Regions from separate parts of the Mus musculus genome. Here region 1 is linked to region 2. The links are chromatin contacts, found by Hi-C or POLR2A ChIA-PET in ENCODE. All regions are on one chromosome and are shown on one strand. The core of a region is the stretch at or near the end of the contact, and the rest is flanking DNA. Distances in the headings are between cores, read along the strand shown. Region 1 holds the start of Pigo (phosphatidylinositol glycan anchor biosynthesis, class O). Region 2 holds the start of Tln1 (talin 1).

What was found. A loop is a pair of places that touch in the nucleus more often than their neighbours do. ChIA-PET counts read pairs that join two places held with the same protein, here RNA polymerase II (POLR2A).
Region 1: a loop to region 2 is called in a map of regulatory T cell, with 3 times the contacts of the local background. The contact joins the promoter of Pigo here to the promoter of Tln1 in region 2. A Hi-C loop is called at or near these places in 7 of 37 maps with a recorded cell type or tissue (T-helper 17 cell, T-helper 2 cell, gastrocnemius and 3 more). POLR2A ChIA-PET finds 5 or more read pairs at or near these places in 3 of 5 experiments (Patski and embryonic stem cell).

The regions. Positions count from the first base shown.
Region 1 is chr4:43,022,601-43,027,893 of GRCm38, reverse strand. Pigo (phosphatidylinositol glycan anchor biosynthesis, class O) reads left to right here and starts at 2,080. Exons shown (of 11, transcript NM_001305386.1): 1 at 2,080-2,114; 2 at 2,820-3,331; 3 at 4,079-4,222; 4 at 4,401-4,524; 5 at 5,128-5,287. The coding sequence starts at 2,821. It overlaps Stoml2 (stomatin (Epb7.2)-like 2), which reads left to right. Exons shown (of 10, transcript NM_023231.2): 10 at 1-204.
Region 2 is chr4:43,560,196-43,565,281 of GRCm38, reverse strand. Tln1 (talin 1) reads left to right here and starts at 2,699. Exons shown (of 57, transcript NM_011602.5): 1 at 2,699-3,152. It overlaps Creb3 (cAMP responsive element binding protein 3), which reads right to left and starts at 2,624. Exons shown (of 9, transcript NM_013497.4): 1 at 2,323-2,624; 2 at 2,076-2,232; 3 at 1,931-2,001; 4 at 1,724-1,813; 5 at 1-21. The coding sequence starts at 2,469.

The sequences.
Region 1 (5,293 bases), core at 831-3,330, 540 kb after region 2:
CATGTGAAGTGAAGTCATCCTGTCGTCAAGAGAAACCTCGGCTGTACGGGGATTGAGGCATGGTCTGCTGAACTGCCAGCTGCACAGTGGTGCAGGGGCTTGGGGACACACGGGAAAGGACAGCTTGCCCTTATGGTATGGCGGTCTTAAAGGGCAGAGGGTGTAGACTATTAAGCTATTAATAAACTAGGGTTTACAAAAGCAGTTGAGAGATGGCTGTGGTGATGCAGACTAACGGACTGTGAGATCAAGGCCAACTTTAAGTACTTAGTGGGACCCTGTCTCAAAGCAGCAATAACAGAACTGAACCCCAGAGGTGTCTGCTTTCACAGAATCCAAGTCAGGGTGGCAATACAAGGAAGCAGAGCGTGATAAAAAGTCATAAGCCAGGCTGGTAAGGTGGCTCTGTGAGTAAAAGCCTCCTGCAGTACAAGCCGAATGGCCTGAGTTGGATCCACTGTAAGTTCAAAGTGCTCTGGTGAACCGACAAGTTGAGAGTTCCAGGAAACCTCGCTGAAAATTATACTTGAGCTCAGACATGAAGGAGGAGAGAGAGACCCATTCAGATGCCCATTGGCAGAGCATACCTGGCTTATGAACACAAGAGCAAAGAAACTGCTGTGCTGTGGCTGAACGGTTACCAGAAGCAAAGCAGCAGCAACTAGATGTATTTAAAGGGGGAAGAGGGACTTACGTGTAAATTTGTAGGACCCCTATAGGTAGGTGCCACACATTTACTAAGAAGATAAAAGTTGTTTTTTCCTACTGAGATAAAACTCACATACCATACAGATAACCCACTTTTTTGTTTTCTAGAGCAAGGGTCACCGTGTGTAGCCCAGGCTGATTAAATGCATGTGACCTAACCTGCCTATACCTCCCGAGTGCTGCCATACTCTGCCAGCTTACTCATTTCATGTTTTCAAGACAGGGTTCTCAGTGCAGCCTTGGCTAGAACAAGCTCTGTGGACCAAGCTGGAACTCAGAGAGATCCGCCCGCCTCTGCCTTGAGAGTGATGCCTTCAGTGAGTGTTTGCCACCGCTGATTTTTAGGTGGTTACTGTTTTGAGACAGTGTCTCCTTTATCCCAGGCTGGCCCCAGAGGAGCTGTGGTGTCGAGGACGATCTTGGTGGTTAAGAGGATCCTGCCTCTGCCTCCCAAGTGCTGGCATCTCAGACGTGTGCAAGTGTACCAGGTTTTCTAGAATGCTAACTAAAAATCAGGCTGGGTTAGCCCAGGTTTTTGCGAATGCTAAGCAAACTCTGTCAATTGGGATTAAAGGTGTTTGCCACCACCACCTGTCATGTATAAGTTTTTATTTAGATGTATTTTTAAAGACAGGTTTTTTGGGTTTTGTTGTTTTTTTTTTTTGTTTGTTTGTTTGTTTGTTTGGTTGGTTGGTTGGTTTTTTGAGACAGGGTTTCTCTGTAGAGCCCTGGCTGTCCTGGAATTCACTTTGTAGACCAGGCTGACCTGGAACTCAGAAATCCGCCTGCTTCTGCCTCCCAAGTGCTGGGATTAAAGGCGTGCACCACCATTGCCCGGCTAGTTTATGTTTTTTGTTACTGTGAAAAAGTGCTCTTGACAAGAACATCTAAAGGAGCTAGTTACCAGACAGTTTTAGTTCATCACGGGAGGGAAGTCTCAGCAGTGAGAACTTGAAGCATGGGGCTGGGAAGATGGCTCAGTGATTAAGAGCATGTACTGCTCTTGCTGAAGACCAAAGTTTAGTTCCCAGCACTCAGACCTTGTGTTGAAAAACAACCAAAAATGGACAGTGAGTCTGGAGAGAGGGCTGAGTGGCTAAAAGCAATTGCAGCACAAAGTGCATTGTACAAACATACATATAATAAAATGCTCGGTGGTCCCTGGGCTTTTCTTCTTTCATGCTTCTGTACACACCCAGTCATCATCCCCCTCTCTTAGACCTTGCCCTCATTTATGAATTACTGAACCTCCTATCAAAGTTTTCAGCCCCACGTTTCTTGTCGAACTTCCCTGCTGGTGCCGGCAGGCGGCGACAAATCTCCTGGTAGGGCGCTCTGTCAGGCTTGCACACCTCTGTGGTGCCAGACAGCGAGCCCTGCCGCTGCACTTCCGGGCGCGGATCCAGGTGAGCCAAGGTCTCCCTGTTACCTCTGTTACTGTCACCCCTAGGACGGGTGTCTCAGCTTACTGCCGGGGTGCCCAGTATCAGAGGGAGCATGTCCAGGTGTTGGCCGGGTTCCCACCGGAGGAGACAGAGCTGCCGGGACTTCTGGATCCCAGCTTAGCTCAATGGGCTTTATACCGGGCTTCCTGGGGACGTCGTTCCTTCGGTTTTTTCTTGAGCCTGGCCGCCCGGAAGCGGAGCAAGACTCCTCCCCGTCGTTTCCTCGGTTCCCGCCAGGCGGCGCCGTTTACTCAATCCAGTTAATCCGTGTGGTTTCTGTCTATTGCCACCCTGGAAATGTTGAGTTAGTCCGAAGAGAGCCATTGAAATGGACTGTCAGAGAACAATCTACCTACCATTTGGAATAGTCTTCCTCCTAGACTGTGGTTTGACAGCATTAGATCTCCCGGTTGGATATGCACAGGCTCCCGTGCTCACCCCCAGAACCTGAATCGGTAGGTGTAGCCTGGGCGTCAGGTTGAGATCCAAGGTCTCAGCCTCTCACCGTCAGATGGTATGACTGGTAGAAACAGCTGCAACGAGTTAGCTATGGTTTGTTTACGTCCTGAAGTTTATAGCAGTACGTGATTGTTGTTGGGCATTGTTTTGAGAGCCAAAACGTCCATGGTTTCTTCGCACCCCAATGAACATTCTCTTCTCTCCCAGGATGCGGAAGGTGTCTGTGCTCCTCTTCTTAGCCTGGGTCTGTTTTCTTTTCTACGCTGGCATTGCACTCTTCACCAGTGGCTTCCTTCTCACTCGTCTGGAGCTCACCAATCAAAGCAGCTGCCAAGAGCTCCCAGGCCCTGGTCCCTTGCCGTGGGGAAGTCATGGAAAGCCTGGGGCTTGCTGGATGCCTTCCCGCTTCTCCAGGGTGGTTTTGGTACTGATAGACGCTCTGCGGTTTGACTTTGCCCAGCCTCAGCGCTCGCATGTGCCTGGGGAACCTCCTGTCTCCGTGCCTTTTCTGGGAAAATTAGGTTCCTTGCAGAGGATCCTAGAGAGTCAACCCCACCATGGCCGGCTGTACCGATCTCAGGTGGACCCCCCCACGACCACCATGCAGCGTCTAAAGGCTCTCACCACTGGCTCGCTGCCGACTTTCATTGATGCTGGCAGTAACTTTGCCAGCCATGCTATAGTGGAAGATAATGTCATCCAACAGCTCAACAGTGCAGGTCAGTATGTGCCTCTGGGGACTATAGAAGCTGGGGAGCCAGGACTTCAGGTACCCAGCCGTATATTTGGCTATGGTGTAGGGAAACAGAGAGTAGAAATAGATGGGATCTTGTGTGTAGAAAGGCCCAGAGATTTTTGTCCTCAATGAAGCTTCTAATCTGCACAAAATGTTTGTTTGTAACTCGTGGGAGCATCCGATTAAGGAAGAAATGAAGATAGGAATTTGCAAGGATGGAGAAAAAAGGGTAGAGGGATCCAAGTTATGTTCACTCACTGCTTATGAAGAGAGCAGGTCAAGGGCACTGCATTGCGCATGTGTCTTTAATCCCAGCACTCAAGAGGCAGAGGCAAGAGGATCTCTGAGTTCCAGATGAGCCTGGTCTGTAGAGTAAGACCTGTCTCAAAACAGGATGTGTGGTTGGGATAGTACTCTCAAGAGTGTGCTCGTGCGTGCGCACGCACACACACACACACAGCGTATGGATGTGACATGGTACACTTATGGAGGTGAGAAGACAACTTTGGAAGTTGATTTTCTCCTTCTACCCTGTGGGTTCTGAGTATTGAACTCAAGTGGTCCGGATTGGTGGCAAGCTCTTTGACTCACTGAGCTGTCTCCCCTTGCCCTTTGTGTTTTGTTTGTTTGTTTGTTTGTTTTTTTCTAGAGTCTTCTCTTATAATCTCCCCTGTTCTGGCTCTCACATGAACAAGATACGATCGATCCGATTCCCCTCTTGTCTCTACAGGAAGGCGTGTAGTCTTCATGGGAGATGATACCTGGAGAGACCTCTTCCCCGGAGCCTTTTCTCAAGCTTTCTTCTTCTCATCCTTCAATGTCAGAGACCTGCACACAGTGGATAACGGCATCTTGGAACACCTCTATCCTACCCGTGAGTAAGAAGCGCTCAGTCCCTCACTGACCCCAGGAGCTGTGGAGGGTTCCTTTAGTCTGCAGACTCTGGGTCCAGCAGCCTGGGGCTTATACCACTGGGTGCAGAGGAACATCAAAGCCTGATGGAGGGAGGCGTGGGCTTCACCGCCCTGTGCTCAGTGTTCTCCCCTCCACAGTGGACGGCGGTTCGTGGGATGTGCTGATCGCTCACTTCCTGGGTGTGGATCACTGTGGTCACAAGCACGGCCCTCACCACCCTGAAATGGCCAAGAAACTTAGCCAGATGGACCAGGTGATACAGTGAGTGTGGGGTGCTGGCTGAGGGAGGGGGTTGCATTTGAGAATCTCAGGATGTAGGATTCCACGAGGGAAAAAAAATCCTGTGTGGAGCCTGGATGAATTCTATATATGTATGTATTTTGAGACAGGGTTTCATTATGTAGCTTTGGCTGACCAGGAACTTGCAATATAAGCCAGACCAGGCTGGACTCAAACTCACAAAGATTTGTTTTCTTGTTCTTTTTGAGACAGGTTTTGTGTGTGTGTGTGTGTGTGTGTGTGTGTGTGTGTAGCCCTGGCTATCCTAGAACTCACTTTGTAGACCAGGCTGCCCTCGAACTCAGAGATCCACCTGCCTCTGACTCCCGAGTGCTGGAATTAAGGGCTTGTGCCTCCACTGCCCGGCAGCTCTGGAATACTTTATACAAGTTTTTCCTTCAAAACGTAGAGACATCATCCACTTTGAACAACTTGGTGTGTAGCTCTGGCTGCAGAGTTGTGACTGAAGAGGTGTCTTTTTGACAGAAGTTTAGACCCTGGCAATGGAAGTGAGTGGTGGGGGTGAATGGCCCGAGAAGAATCTTTACCTCTCCCTGCCCTCTCACACGTGTTCTTGACCCCCAGGGGACTCATAGAACGCCTGGAGAATGACACACTGCTGGTGGTAGCCGGTGACCATGGGATGACCATGAATGGGGACCATGGAGGGGACAGTGAGCTGGAGGTGTCAGCTGCACTTTTCCTGTACAGCCCCACAGCTCTCTTCCCTAGTGTCCCACCCGAGGTAAGG
Region 2 (5,086 bases), core at 1,450-3,949:
TTTCAGAACTTGTTCCTCCACCTAAGAGAAGATGGGGGAAAGGTCACCCACAGTATGTTATTATATGCCTGTATGTTATACCTATATATACTACATAGGTATGTTGGAAGACAGCTAACCTTCTTCCCAATCAAATACTCTCCACAGCCTCTCTGTCAGTAGGCATTTACCTTCTGTGTGAACACCAAGGAGCAGATATTCAACACTAGAAAGCCAGACTTTTTATTATTTTTTATGTGTTTGGGTGTTTTGCCTGCATGTCTGTATAACGTATATGTATAATGGGTGTGCCTAGTGCCCACATAGGCTAGAAGAGGGTGTCAGATCTCCTCGGATTGTAAGCTGCCATGTGGGAGCTGGGACTTGAACTCATGCCCCATGGAAAAGCAGAAAGTACTCTAAACCACGGAATCATCTTTCCAGTCTCTAATTAATTTTAAAAATTCCACTTAAGCTAGGTGTGGTTGTACATGCCTGTAGTATCAGCACTTGGGAGGCAGAAGAAGGAAGTCAGGATTTCAAGACCATCCTTGGCTAGGGTAGTTTTTGAGGACAGACTGAGCTACATAAGACCATGTCTCAAAACTAACAACAACAACATCTACCCTTATCCTAAAGCAACATCAATCTTCTTATAATTTCCATTCATTTGATTTTCCTAGAGTCTCTAAAGTGATATAGAATATATCCTTATCTTAAGGTACTTTCAACTTTTTTTCTTTCAGAAACTAAAACTGAATAAAGTTAACTCTTACATTCTCTGATAATGCCTGTCAAACTTGGACACTAGCCAAGAGTGACATCATACACTTGTAATCTAGTCCGAGGGAGTTAGAAGCAGGAGAATCAGGAATTCAAAGGCATTCTTTCCCTACTACATAGTTTGAGGCCAGCCCAGCCTGGGTTTACAAGACCCTGCCTTAACAACAAGGGCCAGAGGGCGTGGCTCAGCAGTGAGCATTGATGAACATTCATGAGGTACTGTACTCCAATCCCAGTGGGTAGGGGAATTATGGCATGCTCTGGCCAGTGTAAAGGAAGACAAGACAGTTACTATCCTAGGGACAGAACCACTATTGATAATTTCCAAGTTCCGTTTCCTTTCCTCCCAATATATTGCTCATTCATCTTGTAATAGTGATAGAGGGATAGGGGATGGTTTCTCACATAGCCCAAGCTTGCCTGAACTCAACATGAAGCTAAGTCTGTCCGTTAATGCTGATCCACCTGCCCCAAATAAGTAAATATCTACATATCAGAAGTAAGACAATATTAAAAAGGCAAATGACATTAAAAAAATTTGCCACAAAAACTAGATGCAGTATTCTTGTAATCCCAGCACGTGGGAAGTGACTTTGAACTTGTGAAGACCTTCCTGCTCCTGCCTCCAGAGTGCTAGGGTTATAGAGGGGTGCACCATCATGTCCAGCTTTGACGATTGTTGATGTTGTTAGACTGAGTCAGCCTCTCAAGCATTTCTACCACTGAGTATGATTCGAGGTCCCAAGATAACAACGGAAGCTATCAAGGCCCTTCACTTTCAAGGCTCTGTACTAAAGTTACATTTAAAACATTATCTTTTGACGTGGGTGTGTGTTTGGAGATGAGAGAACTTGTAGGAGTTGGTTTGTCCTTTTGCAAGTGATTGATATGAAACAAACTGAGCTTGCCTACTTGGGTTACCAACCCCCTCCAGCCTTTGCTCTACCAACAGGAGCCTTACCTTAGTGAGAGGAAGGGTTGAGGGCAGAGTGAGCCCCTCCTTCTCCAAGAGCTTCTTCTCTTCCTCGGTCAGTATCAGCCTAGACATCTCCTAAGGATGGAGGAAATAGTGAAGAGAGCAGAGTTGCATGGAGCTCTCAGAGCAGTATGGGGGATCTTGGCTGCTGCAAAGTGAGGTAATCCTGAAAAAAAAAATCAAGTCCAGCACCTGTTCCGCTGCTCTTTCCTCCCCTGGCAGTGGAGTCACGTGGAACCCCTCCTTTTCGAAGCTCTCAGTATCTGCAAAAGGGAAAGTAGAACCAGCTAGCCCAGTGAGCTCTCTCCTCCCCCACAACTTATCATTTCACACTCACCTAGATCTATGGAGACGTGCTCCTGTGGAAGGGAGTAGTTGTGATCATGGAGAATGGAAGAGCTGGAAGAGCCGAGAACATCCCGCGATACTGAGGGACTGAGCAGAGAGCTCAGTAAATCCTCTACCTCCCAGTCGCTCAGTTCTTGCACGGAGTTCTATCAAATTCAAAGGCCTTGATTTATTTCCGTACCTTGGGTCTCGCGGACATCCCTAGCTTCCCCCACTGGGAACACCCACCCACCCACCTCGGAAGGTGACAGCTCTAAGTCCAGCGGAGCCTTCACGTCCGGCTCAGTCGCAGCCCACAAATCTCCGCTTTCCTCTAGCAGGAAGCCCAGCAGGTCCTGATCACCGGGATCCAAAGCTAGCAGATCCTGACCACCAGGATCCATTTGGGATATCTATGGATAGAAATCCCTCCGCGCAGATCCAACCTCCGAACCTCAGGCACGACCCCTCAGTCTGTCCAGTCGGCTCGACTTAACCTCCGTCACTCCGGGACAAGGGCCTAGCTGTCACTCTAAACCGCACCCGTCTCTCAGCTTCTGTATTCCTCAGCTTCCAACACAACGGAAGTGGTGCACATAGCCCCGTGGAATCCTGGGACTTGGAGTTCTCTCCAACTCGGAAGTGGCTCCTGGGCTGCGCCACGTCCCGGGGGCTATGCAAATTATGGGGACGTCCTTTCAAGCTTCCCACGCCCCAGGGCGGGGATTCTGAGGATCCTTGTCCGCCTTCGCCTCGAGCTATTAAAAAAAAAAACTTAAGCGTTTAAAAGGGAACTCCAGCTTAGTTCGGGCGTTCTCTCCAGAGCTCTGCACGCTCGCTTCCTGCTGGGGAGGGGCGGCCAGGCTTCGCGGGCGCCCGAGCATCGAGAACTACGGCCAGAGCAGCTTCCTGCAGTCTCCGCTACCATAGAGCGCGGGCCCAGGGCGCCGCCGGCGGGTGGGGGACGTTTCCAGGACGGAAGTGGCCGAGAGTGTGTCGAAGGGAGGGCGAGGCCGGAGCCCCAAAAGCGACCGGGAGAAGGAGCGGGTAGCGGGCCCAGGGCGGGGCGCAGAGCCGGGCAGCGCAGGTAGGCCGGACGGGCTGGGCCGAGCTTCTAGGTGGGGCTGCGGGATCGGGCCAGCCCGGGAAGCGGCGGGCGGGGCCCCCAATCCTCCTGCATATCCTGTGTCTGGTTAGGGAGGTCAGGGTCCAGTATGTTTCGGTTTGGATTTGGAATTAAGCTGGCCTTGTTGCGAGAAGCAGGCCCTTTCGCGGGGGTAGACAGTTCTCTGTCTCGGCTAGGTTTGGGGACGGGTAGAAATGGGGTGGCAGTGAGGCACTGGGTGGCAGTGAGGCACTGGGCGGGGATGGGCTTTGGTATTAGCCGATAGTGAGTAAGTGGTTAGGAAAACTTGGGGTGAGTTTGGGTTAGGTGCCGTCGCGTTTAGGAAGCAAGGATCCCTTTAGAAGTTAAGAAGGTGAACTACATTCTAAACATTTGCTGCACGAGTCAAGTCTGTTTCGCATATGTGACATTTAAACTGAGGTCATTATTTTCTGCAATGACCAGCATTAAGTCAGAGTACAGGATCGGGTTAAGGATCAACAGGAATTGGCTTAGATGCCCGTTTTAGGGATTAAAGGCCGGTGTCATGGTCAGTATTAAGAATAAACAGTGAAAAGGTTAATTAAGAACCAAGTTACAAATGAGCTTTAGAACTGCAGGGTGGGGTGGGAGGGAGTATTTAGGGTTAAATTTGGGGGATTTGGGCCTAAAAATAAAAGCCAGATTAGTATGGGTGTCTTCTGGGAAAGGGGTGAATGTCAATGTATAGGGAAATAGGAAATAAAGTCAGCATTAATGTTAGGAATTGGTGATAGCGTTAGGGGTTGAGGCTGCAGCTACAGCTGAGCTGGTAAAATGTAAGAAGTTGGCAGGAAGTAGCTACCTTTGTTTTGTAGTGAGTTCTCTTATTCCTGTGCAGTTACAGAGGCCTCTTTTACCCAAAGAAGTGCTAGAGCTCTGGACCTCAGCTAGAAGTGCCAGGACTCTGCTTTCTCTAGTCTACTGCCTAAGCACAAGGCTTCCAGAGGCCACCACCACTGGGAGACAGGGATTTCTGGGCTGTGATGTTTACGAGGTGGGAGGTGGGAAATGGAAAGAGACCCAGGAGTCAGACAAGGTCCTAAGTGAGGATGGGGAATAGGAAGCCTGTGACTGAGGGGAAGCTGACCAAGGGAACGCTGTCGACTAAATGATGACAGTTTGACTCGAGCCTCCCTCATTCTCCACACACTGCCTTCTCTCTGTCTCTTTGCCCTCCCTGGTCCCACATTGCATACCTTTACAGTTCCTTACAGATACTGTCGTGGTCTTTAGCTCGTCTCCTGCTGTTCATCTGAACCATTTCCCACCCCCACACCCCTGTCTCTGTCTCTTGATCCACACATCCTACTTTACTTCATGTCCCTCAAACCTGAGCTTTCCCAACATCGGAGAGCACTTTCTCATACTTGCATACCACCTGGTCAGCTGCTGAACCCCCCCCCCCCCCGCCACCGGGCTCTTCCCATGTGTACCCCCTGGTTTCTGAGCCTCCTTTTACTTCTAGGTCCAGTTGTGGATCCCCTTCCCCCACTCCCCGACAGAAAAGAGGAAATGATACCCAAAGAGGAAACTTGGTCTTACTGATCCCACGCCCAGCCAGGCCACTGACCACACCCCCATGTCACTCCCAGCTTGACCCTGCCAGTGACCACAACACTGTCCCCTCCCCATGCTGCCTCTCCTTCCAACCCAGGGTTGCCTAGCCGCTGTCAGTGTTCTCTCACTCTCTCCCCACTAGCCCAATTTAGCAGCTTACCACATCCCTAGCTCTTCTGGAGCTCCTGACCCGGCCTCCGGCCTCCCTGTCATCCCCGGTTTAGTCAGCATCCATGGACTCATGCTTTTCCCTCCCCACCTGCTCAGTGGCTCATCATGTGTCTGTTCCCTACCATCACGCTCCTGGTCTCTTTTTC